2 separate regions of the Homo sapiens genome follow, and region 1 is linked to region 2. Evidence: chromatin loops called from intact Hi-C (ENCODE). Cell type or tissue: heart right ventricle. All regions are shown on one strand. Each heading gives the region's core, and the rest is flanking DNA. Links, peaks and the distances in the headings are about the cores only.

The links. A loop is a pair of places that touch in the nucleus more often than their neighbours do. Peaks named below come from ENCODE experiments on the same cell type or tissue, not always from the same donor. Only the 100,000 strongest peaks of a DNase experiment are listed, where the experiment ranks them.
Region 1: it touches region 2 in a loop (3-fold over the local background); 3 of 110 quality-filtered maps call a loop at or near these places.

What each region holds. Positions count from the first base shown.
Region 1 is chr6:118,307,004-118,312,397 of GRCh38, forward strand. The region is part of intron 7 of SLC35F1 (solute carrier family 35 member F1); the gene reads left to right. LOC124901387 (a long non-coding RNA gene) reads right to left here and starts at 3,464. Exons shown (of 2, transcript XR_007059723.1): 1 at 3,245-3,464. In heart right ventricle, for the core only: a CTCF peak has its summit at 2,051; a DNase peak (open chromatin) is centred at 768; H3K27ac peaks cover 4,481 bases.
Region 2 is chr6:118,506,297-118,511,690 of GRCh38, forward strand. It overlaps CEP85L (centrosomal protein 85L), which reads right to left. Exons shown (of 13, transcript NM_001042475.3): 5 at 5,002-5,119. Among named protein-coding and RNA genes, the nearest start is that of PLN, 39 kb to the right of the region's middle. In heart right ventricle, for the core only: a CTCF peak has its summit at 2,900 (motif pointing left); a DNase peak (open chromatin) is centred at 2,892; H3K4me3 peaks cover 908 bases; H3K27ac peaks cover 5,000 bases.

The sequences.
Region 1 (5,394 bases), core at 95-5,094, 200 kb before region 2:
CAAACTGGGATAGCAGCTCAGAGCACAGCCTTGCCCTGGGTGATAGTGTAGGCACACAGAGGCCAAGGGCCATGGTTGCTACTTCTCTTTGCTTTAACAACACAATGCTTGGAGAATAAATCATTTCCCAAGTATTTAAATCTTAGCAATGATTTGGTTTTCTGATACGAATACAGAATCCATTTGGCATTCTGACTAAGGCACTCGTTTGTTTATTTTTGTCTTGATTAAATTAACATGAATTGAGATTCAAATTCTCAAATTGGAGAAAGAAGGAGAGGCAGGGGTTTGTGGGGGTCATTATTCTTACTCTCTAAAGACAACTGATTTTGGTATTTGTCAGTAGATTCTGTAGCTTTCCCATGTTTAATATTTTGCATTGAATGACCTAGAAGAGCAAAATATCACAATATTTAACCAGAAAGATTTAGTCCTTTTTTTTTCCTAACAGAAAAGGAAATAAGGAAAAAAAGAAAAAGAGGAGAAATAAGGGACATGAGAAAGGAGACAGAGCAATAATTGAGGAGTTTGAAAGTATCTGAAAAAGCTCTGGTCTCTTCTGGCAATTTATTTCCAGTTCAGTAAACTCAGAAGCCGAACTTTTGCATTTTTAATGCACTTCATAATAATAAAAATGATCTTGTTGGTCTAGTGCAGAGCCAAAATTAGGAGGTCAGGCATCAACTTGTTTGTGTTCGTTTTTCCATGGAGCCAGGTTCGTCTAGTTGTCTTGGCCTGAATAGCAATTGGCTCGGGCCCAGTGGCAATAGATCAGGACCTGGCAGAGCTTTTCGTCCCAGGGTCTTACCGTTACAGGCCACAGCTTACAGCACGCTCAGCACTAACCAACATCCTTTCGTCCTGCACCAAGCAATTGTACCCAAGCTCCAGGTATGATCCTCAGCCCTCTGAGAAGCACAGGACTGCCAAGAGTTGAGCTGTATTGTCAATGCTGAATTGTCCTCTCCCTCCCTATAAGGACACGCAGAGGGTTGGCTTCATTTCTTCGAAGACAGTTGCCGAAAGGTCCACCCTTTAATTCACATATAAAGTGGGACTCCCCTTTTAGTTATTCTTCACTATAGCAGCATTACATTGAATGAATGATTTACTCTTAATTCACGTTACTTTCATTTAGTCACTGATGGATCTTTAAAACTACTCTGGTACCCAGGACTGCCAAACTGGTAATCTTCTTCCAATTTAAACAGAATTGGGCTCATTTATTCCTTCTTGATCTAGAAGTTATGGTTAGCGTGCAAGTTGATTTATTTTCATGTGTGCGTTTTATTTCACAGAGTAGGGAAGTAAAGGACACTTTGTCTTACATGGCAAAGAATAAGCAGTACAGTTTTCACAAACTTAATTAAAAGTCTCATTTTTCCCAGGAATAATGTGCCTGTTGAAATTAACAGACCAGTCGCTCTACATGGAAATTCTCCCTACTAGCTCCGAAACCCACATTTTCTGGGCTGTGCTACATAACCTTGAGAATGGCCAATCACTGCCAGGTATTTTCCTGCTTACCCATGGTTGCATTGATTTTGAAGCAACTGTTAAATTTGCAGATTCCAAGACTCTACCCTTATAGATGTTTTCTGCCAAAGAGTTAAAAATATGGGAAAGTTTAATTACATCTGTGTCTTTTTAAAATAAACTGAATAACAACTAGAAAGGACATGGTTATTATGGTCACCTGATGGCCACATATCCTTCATATATGCGAAATACCTTTTCATCAGAAGTCATGTCTAATAACACTTAGAAATATCCTTGTATTCATTTCTGTGCAGCCCCTTATGCAGTTCATGGACCAGTTTCAACTCTTGCCATTATCATGTTTCCAAGTAGTACATCTGTTTCAATGGCAGGCTTATATCCAATAGAGCCCCAAAAGGTAACATGTCTTTTGAAGTTTAACAATAATAGCACCCTTGAGCTACGGTGTGAAATATTTGGTGTTTGCTTCCTCCACTCATCATAGATAGCCTTGGGAACATCTGAGGGCTTGAAAGCATTGGCCTTAGCTCATGTGTGGTACATGAGAAGCCATCAGGGGCAGTGTTCTCTCAGGCTACTCACAGTGCTCAAGGAAAACAAGCATTCATTATACGAATGCAATTTCAGAAGGCAGATGGTATCAGGTCACCAGAAGGGGCCTGTAGATGTGTGTGTGTGTGTGTGTGTGTGTGTGTGTGTGCGTGTGTGTATTTTTTTTTAAGAGACAGCTTACCCAGGTGTAGTGTAGTGGCAGGACCATAGCTCACTGCAGCCTCAAACTCCTGCCTCAGCCTCCTGAGTAGCTAGGACTACAGGCATGCATTACCACACCAGGCTAGGAGCCTTTAAAAGCTGTATTACACAGAGACATATGCTTAAAGGGACTCTTTAAGGTACACTTCCCAGGGAAAAAGGAAAAAACCAGGCCCACCATATAGAAGTACTTGGTACATGCATTCAATAAAAGTAGAGCTGAAACCCAGAGTCCACTTTGTGCCTCTCTAGGGATCACCCATGTTCTCCTCTGCTGACCTCTGCCATGTTTTCAGTCAAGCTAGAAAAAGAAAGTTGCCCTTGAAGCATTGCCCTCTTCTTCACATAGTCTAGTTGATGTATTTATAAATGTACTTTGAAATGACTTTCAAACCACATGGTTTTCTACTTGTATAGATTTAAGTCCATTGAAGTCATTAGTTTGTTAAAATTCAACTTAGAAGTTAAATGCCAAAAATAAAATGAAAATTTGGTCTGTGATGTGCTGAATGCCACATCAACCAAATAGCAATCAAACTGACAGGCCAGCTTTCTAAGAGCTAGGTTTAACTCTGTCTGGAAGTTAAAGAGCTTTGTACAGGCTTATTATCCATCCTCCAAGCCACCTCGTCCTGTATAATAGCTTGTGTCTCAGTCAGATTGTTTTAAGCAGCACTCGGGGATTTTCATTATGTGCAGTGAGTGCCTTCTGACCTGTGTTCTCAAAGAGATTCATGAAGGTAGAAAAAGACAGCAGCAAAGTAAGCAGTGTCTGCAGTATGATCCTGTTAATATAGGATGTATCCTTTCTCAGATTCTTAGAGCTTCCAGTTAGATAAAATGCAGGAAAAACTATGTCTGCGGCACAGAACAAACAGCATATTCTGATGGCTACAGTTTGCAAAGGAGAAGACCTCCAAGTACACTTTGGACAGCAAGCAGCCCCTGCTCTCCAATGGAGACAGCCACCTTCTGCCTGAGCTTCCCTTACCTGTAACTCAGAGACAGCTTTCAGTCCTCATATAGCATTCCAGAGAAGTTCCTGATGTCTTTCCTTGGGGAGATAGAAATAAGTATTTCTTTGCAGTTAGTAAGTAGCCTAGATTGTACAATACTTTTGTCTGGTTGATTGGTTTTTTAAATGAATGTTCTACAAGATAAGTGCACCATCCAGAATAGGGGATCATTCTATTAGCCCTGATTCAATTTTCTTTTTCTTAATTAAACTAAAAAGAAGGAAAAATAAAACTTTTTTTACTTTTTTTTTAAAAAAATAAAACCTTTCTGTCAACATTTATAACATTCAGCATTTATCCTGATTAATCATAATGCTTGCTTGACTGCTGTCTTTTTGGACTTGTATTTAAAATGAAAACTTTCTCTACCATTTATTAATAAAGCCTCTTGGGTGACTTCCAAGATACTTCCACCATATAAAATCCCATGCTATCTATCTTTGGAGCTATTTTTTGACTGAATTCCATATGAATTAAATAGAAGTGCATTAAAAATAAACTATGTGTTATTATGCTAAAGCTGTGTCCCAAGAAAACAATTCTGTAAGGAATTTCTCGCTCAACCTGATGGTTCCATGTCCAAAAAAGGGATGATCCTTTAAGCAGTACATTACAATAGCGAGGGCATTAGATTTACAAAATTTAACAGTATATTCTTTGTCATATTGATCAAGTCTAAAATCATAAATGGAGAGGAATCCAATCCTTCTACCTGGATACTCTGTATCCAATCCTTTCCTGTCTCTACCACTACATTATTTCAATTGCCAAATCCTGCCCACCCCAAGTTTATGACATCTCCAATGCCAATCCACTGATCAGCAGCCCTGAGTCTTCTATCCAGACTCTAGCTTTCTTCATTGTCTCTTCCAATTCATTGTCCTATCATACTCCTCTGAATGACCCCAGGTTTGAAGATGATTTTTGGAGTCAATGATTGTAGATTCATACTATGACTTCCTTCTTAATGGGTTTTTGTTGAGCATTTTATGTAGTAGAAAGGCACTGCATTATCTAGTTTAAAGCTAAAAAGTTTGAACTACTCCACTGGTACAGGCTGATTTTTTATTATGTTTCTTTCTTTAGTCTGAAACTTCCCCATTATTCATTCAAGATAAAAAAAAAATAGCAGATAATACTTAGTAGATGTCTACATGGTGCCAGGCTCTGTACTTGACATTGGTCAGACAAAACACAACCTCATAATCAGGAGACTATTGAAAAAAGACAATTTAGGCCAGGCGCGATGGCCCACGCCTGTAATCCTAACACTTTGGGAGGCCAAGGCAGGTGGATGGCTTAAGCCCAAGAATTCGAGACCAGCCTGAGCAACATGGCAAAATTCTTGTCTCTACAAAAAATACAAAAATTAGCCACGCATGGTGGCAGGCGCCTGTAGTTCCAGCTACTTGGGAAGCTGAGGTGGGAGGATCACATGATTCTGGAAGATTGATGCTGCGGTAAACCATGATTGTGCCACTGCATCCAGCCTAGGGTGACAGAGGTGAAACCCTGTCTCAAGAAAAAAAAGAAAAAAAGAAAATGTAATCAATGACTATATCAGATTATTATAAAATATATCAGTATTACTATGATAAAATAAGTGCTATAGTAATAACAAAAACAATAATAAGAATGAAGCTAATGTGAATTGAATGTTTACAGCAAGATAGGAACTATAAGTGTTCTACATGCCTTATCTAATTTAATATTTTAACCACCCTATAGTAGGTGTGCTTTACTGAGAAGGAAGCCTGGACCTGGAAAGGTTAAGAAATGTGTCCAGAATTGCAGCTAGAATGTGGCAGAGCTGAGATTTGAAGCCAGCTTGGTGGTTAGAATGCAGTGATAACTATAAAGCGCTCATTCTTCATCTCTCTACCTCCATATGCTGTAGTAGAGGCAGGTTCACACCTAAGATGCTTTGCTTGAAACTAGAGACGTATGGGTGGAGTTTTGAAAGTGAAAGTAATTAATAAAATATTTGAAATGATGGTAATGTTAGGAACAGACCTATTTCATTCACCGAAGTTTAAGGTAAAGGGTGAAGCTCCTGAATGTAGAATTTCAGGAAGCAAGTTTGAGTGTAAATAGGTTTTCTGAGATCATACACAACTGTACTGTT
Region 2 (5,394 bases), core at 294-5,293:
TCAAAATGCTGGCGGTACTTTAATTAGAGGTCTGGTGAGTGTTCAGATGATATAGGTGGACTCTGTGATATAGGGCTTGCCGTGCAGGTGGAGTAGGAGGGAGCATAACCTGGCGTGAACTGAAAGTCTATAAAGAAGGAAGTGCACTTCTCAAGGAAGAGCACCCAAAGGGCAGGTACTCTTTTACAATTTTCTTATGTAAGTTGGAAAAAGCTTCTGCTAATGTAGTAGGTAACCCTAAGCCTTTTGCTTTGCTGGCCAAATATTTTAATTTTATTCACCATATTCTAACTCCCCTTGCCTGGGGAGTTGGTGGGGGAAAGCACTTATGAACCAATCTAGAAAACTAAGCAGACATCATTCTCCTATTTACCAATTGTGTATGAGCAAATTTGCACCATAGAAATGTGTTTTGTAGCAAGACAAGCTGTAGTTGAAACTCTATGTGAACTTAATCATATAGAAAAACAAAAATCTGAGGTCAGATGTTTTAATTTCTACATTTAGTAACATCTTTTCAACCTTTATCTGCCTTCTCTGACTTTTATACAACGGTTCCCTTTCTATGGAAAAACACTTGCTTGCTTTCCTTTCTAGAACAACTCCCTCAGGCTCCTTCACAAGTTGTGCTCTTCTGCTACCTTCTAAAATGCTGCTGTTTCCTGTTTCTAGTTCTGGATCCCATTTTCCTCTCATTGCACAAATCCTCCCTTGGAATACCTGATCATGCCCAAGGCTTTAATAACCACCCACCTAGACTGACAACACCTAAATCTCTTATCTCTGGCTCAGACCTGCACCCACAAATATTACCCTCATTCTTCACTCAACCCCAAATTTACAATGTGTAAGTTTAACTCACTATTTTTCTCCTCTAAACAGATCCTTAACATAGTAATCTCTATAAACCAATCAATTGTTGCTGTATGAAATTAGGCAATCATTCTCTCACCACATTAAATATGTCATTAAATCTGGCCCATTTTACCATGGCTTGGTCATACAGATGTTTAATCAACAGTCTTCTTCTCATTCTGACCACTACAGATAAAATTCAAATGTTCACATAACTTTTGGACTATTGAGACAGCTTCCTGACTGGTTTCCCTGCCTCCAATAACATCTACCTTAAATCCAATCTCTATTATGCCATCAGAGTAACCAAACTAGGATACTTTGGAGGTGAAAGATGGCACTATTAATAAATTTATAAGCACAGCAGGCATAAACTGGGCCAGCCCTAAGCAAACCTTTACACCTCAGGTCATTGATATCACTCGGCCCTTGCTTACCTCTTCAACCACATATCTACCACTACCTTTCTCTCACATTACATTTCATCCACACAGAATAATTTGTAGTTTTCCAAATGCATTATATTTCTCATCATTCCTTTAAGCTTCTCCATATGCCATACACTATGCCTCAAAACACTATTCCTTCACCCCCTTCACCTGGCTCAATTCATTTAGTTCATCAGGTTCTCAAACTAGATTATCACTTCCTACAGGAAGCCTGGCCAGGCTTTTGGAAGATTAGCTTCTATGTTCATAGCTGGGGTTCCCACAGCACTTCATACATAAACCCTGTGCGAATCAACACACTGCAACTATCTCTTGTCTGTGTTCTCCATTAGACTACACATTCCTTGAGGGCAAAACCAGCTTCATTCACATTTCTATTGCTACAGCATAAATGGAACCTTATCCATAGTTAAGATAAACAATTTTTAAGGAAATGGATAAATATATTTTTTGGTATACTCTCTCTGTAGGGTTTAAGTTCCATAAAGGCAGAAACCATTCTTTGCTTTTGTGTTCCCAGAATTTAACACATTAGATGTTTAATGTTTTGTTGAGGAGGCTCATTTGCAAAGGTGGGATTCATTTTATTAAATGTTCATTAGTACAGACTTGGTGGTGGAAACAAACCAATTGAAGAAAAAATAGAAAAAAATGATATAAATGGAAAGAAAAAGAATAAAATGGAAAGAAAAGAAATGATGCAACAATGAAACTTAATAATAGTAACTATTATTTGGTTGATCTTTCCAAGGTACACATATATACAGAAAGAAGAGACCTCTTTCTTCTCCAATTTAAGTAAAGAAAAAGGGTCCTTCATATTTGGTTTATTCCACAAAGTCCTGTTAACCACAGATGGAAATTTAGGTATAAATGGAAATACAAACTATTCCTTGGCTCTACCAATCTACCATTAGAACTATCCAGAAAGTTTGGATTTTAGAATAAAGACATGGTTCTCATTCTCTACCTATGAGACTGAGTGATATCTACTTCTAAGGTCATCTTAATTGTAAGGTTAGTCAAATTTTTAATAAGAAAATAGAAGTTACTTATTAAGAGTATGTTTTCCATCTATAAATTCATTTAAAAATGTTACTTTTATTTTACTGACTTATTTACTCTAGAATACACATTAATTTCAATAATTATTATTAAAAGCATAATTTTCTTTGTCTAGTGTCTATAGAATTAGGATGAATATGTTATGGATCAGAAAAATGTACCTATACAAAATGCTATGCATAAAAAATTACATCATTCAAAGATCCAAAGTTAAAAAAATCCTTCGCTAAAGAAATATTTTATTACTCTATCTGCTGTTTCTTCTAACCCTCACCATTTTATTGGCTCTCTGTATCTATCCATTGATAGAAGTTTATCTTATATATTTATCATACCCATTTAGTATTAAGATTTTCCTTGTATTCTCTTTTACAAATTGCTCTCATCTTTTAAAATCAGATTTCTCAATAATATTTCAATTCCTCACATACTTCAAAATCCTACTAATATTTTTAACAACCCCTTTTACATATCCTTCCAAATACTAATATTTTTATTTGTCCTTGCACGCTGGCTTGGAGAGCCCTCTACTGGCCTGATGCTGTGTCAAAAGAACATTTGCTTCATCCTTCAGATACCTATTTTTTACATGCTTTCGATAATATGATAATTATATAATTAAAGCCTTTATTCCGAATGACAGAATGTTAAAGAGAAATTGAACAATTCTACTAAAATGCTGTTACCAAAGCAAGATACACTACTTCCATAGTATAGAAATACCATTTTCAAATAACTGTACATTATTCTCAGTACTCATTATAAAGCCTTGCTATCATGTGACAGAAGTCCAAGATGAGACCAAATTATAACATGATGTATTCATAACTAAAGTATAAAAGGCAAGTTGGAGTCTCTATGTTAAATGCCTCTGGCCTCAAGAAAATCTGATAGTTATTTTCTCATCAATATTTCCTGATTTTAATATACCAATGTCTCTAGTATTTATAAATATCACATTTGAAGATATGATGAAGGAAACAATTCCACTTAACTTAAAATCTAGGAATAAAGGCCGTAATGAAGAGAACAACAATAACAACATCCACAAATAGAAGTATATACCACCACAAAGTTATCAGGCCTCACTTTAGATCCCAATAAGTACGCCAACAGTCTTTTTCTTTGGGAAATAAACCAATATAAAGTTTATATAAAAATAAACATGCAAACAAGTTTTAAAGGAAGCTCTTTTTAAAACTGAGTAATAATTAAGGAAAGTAGCCATTCCAGTCATATAAATTTTGTTAACGGGCCTCATAGACTCTATATCTGTGTTCCAATTAGACTATACTCTCCTTATGGGCAAAATTAACCTCATTTACATTTCTATTCATATGGCGTAGACACTGTCTTACCTACAGTGAATACAAATAAATTTAGAAGGAATAGACAAACTTGTTTTCCTATATGGTCTCTCCCTCTGTAAGTTTTGAGATCCATGAAAGCAGGAACTATTTTTCACTTTTGTGACATCAGAATTTAACACAGTGGATGTTATGTCACTGTTTGGTTAAATAGGCTCATTTGTAAAGGTGAGATTCATTTATAAAATACTCATTAGAATCAGACCTCATTGTAGAAAAAATTACATAGAGGAAAAGGAAATAATAATATAAACAAAATATTGAGACAAAATTGGAAAATTTATTTTCAAATTAAATTATAGACAAAAAGCTAATTTCCTTTATATATACAGGGCTCCAAAAAACAATAAGCAAAAACCTACAACCTAACATAAAAAATGATCAAAGGATATGAAAAGAAATGTGAATGGGCCCTTAAATTTATAAAAAGAAATATAACATCACTCTTAAGAGAAATACATATTAAAACCATATGACCATAAGGAGATAAATCTCCCCTTTCTTTTATATAGACCTACTAGAAGGGCAAAAATCCAAGTTTAATAACACACTCTGTTAGCATGGCTGGGAGTTGGGGAGTGGGACGGTGAGAGTTCTTATACACTGCTCTCCTAAAGAGCAATTTGACAGTATCAGTAAAAATCACAAACTCAATACCTAGAAATTTCACTTCTGGAAATGTAACTTACAAGAATATCTGCATATGAGCAAAACAGTATTTATAAAAGGTTATTCTTTACAGCATCATTTACAATAACCCTAAACTGAAAACAACTCAAATTTTGATGAGTAGGGGGCAGGTAGAATAAATTATGCTATCTCCATAAAACAGAAGATCGTGTAACTGCAAAAGCAAGGGAAAGGGGTGTTATCTAGGTAATGATAGAGAAATAATCACTGTGTGTTATATAATTGTATATAACATTTAAAAAAAAGCAAGGTGCCAGATAATGTACATATTCTTATATTTTTTTAAATGCAGAAGAAGGATAAAACACACTTATATCTGCTTGTGATATGCATCAACTCTGGAAGGGATACACCAGAAACTGACAACAGTAGTTCCTGTATGTGTGTGGAGAGGGGTGTGCAATCTGGACAGATGGAAGGCTGTAGTTGGACACTCTTTGCCACACATATAAATAAATATAAATCATGTGAATACATTATTAAGTTGATTTAAAATGTCCTTATATTACAAGGTAAGTATATTATTAACACAAGCTTTACTACTAAAACAGCTACAAAATCCTCTGTAATCTTACCTGCAAACTAGCCACATAAGAATCCTCACAATTTACATAATGTCCTAACATGGCATGTTGAGCCCGTAATTCATTATCCCTTATCCTCTCATGCAGGTGGGTAATTTGTTGCTTCTGCCTGCAAAACATAAATTAAGGTCACATTATGAGTTATAATTTTCTAATAGTTAGAAGAACCTTAAGGAGCTTATTCCTCTTAGATTCCTTTAATATTCCTCTTAGATTCTAACAGTCACACCTTGCTTTCTTCAACAACTCATAGCTTGCTTTAAGCAAGTTATTTAATTTCTGTAAATATGTATGCTTAGAAATTTTAAAACTGTTTTGTGCCAGGCATGATGCTAAGAGCTTTGTATGCAGTATCTCTCATCTTCAAAAATTTATTAACTCTCA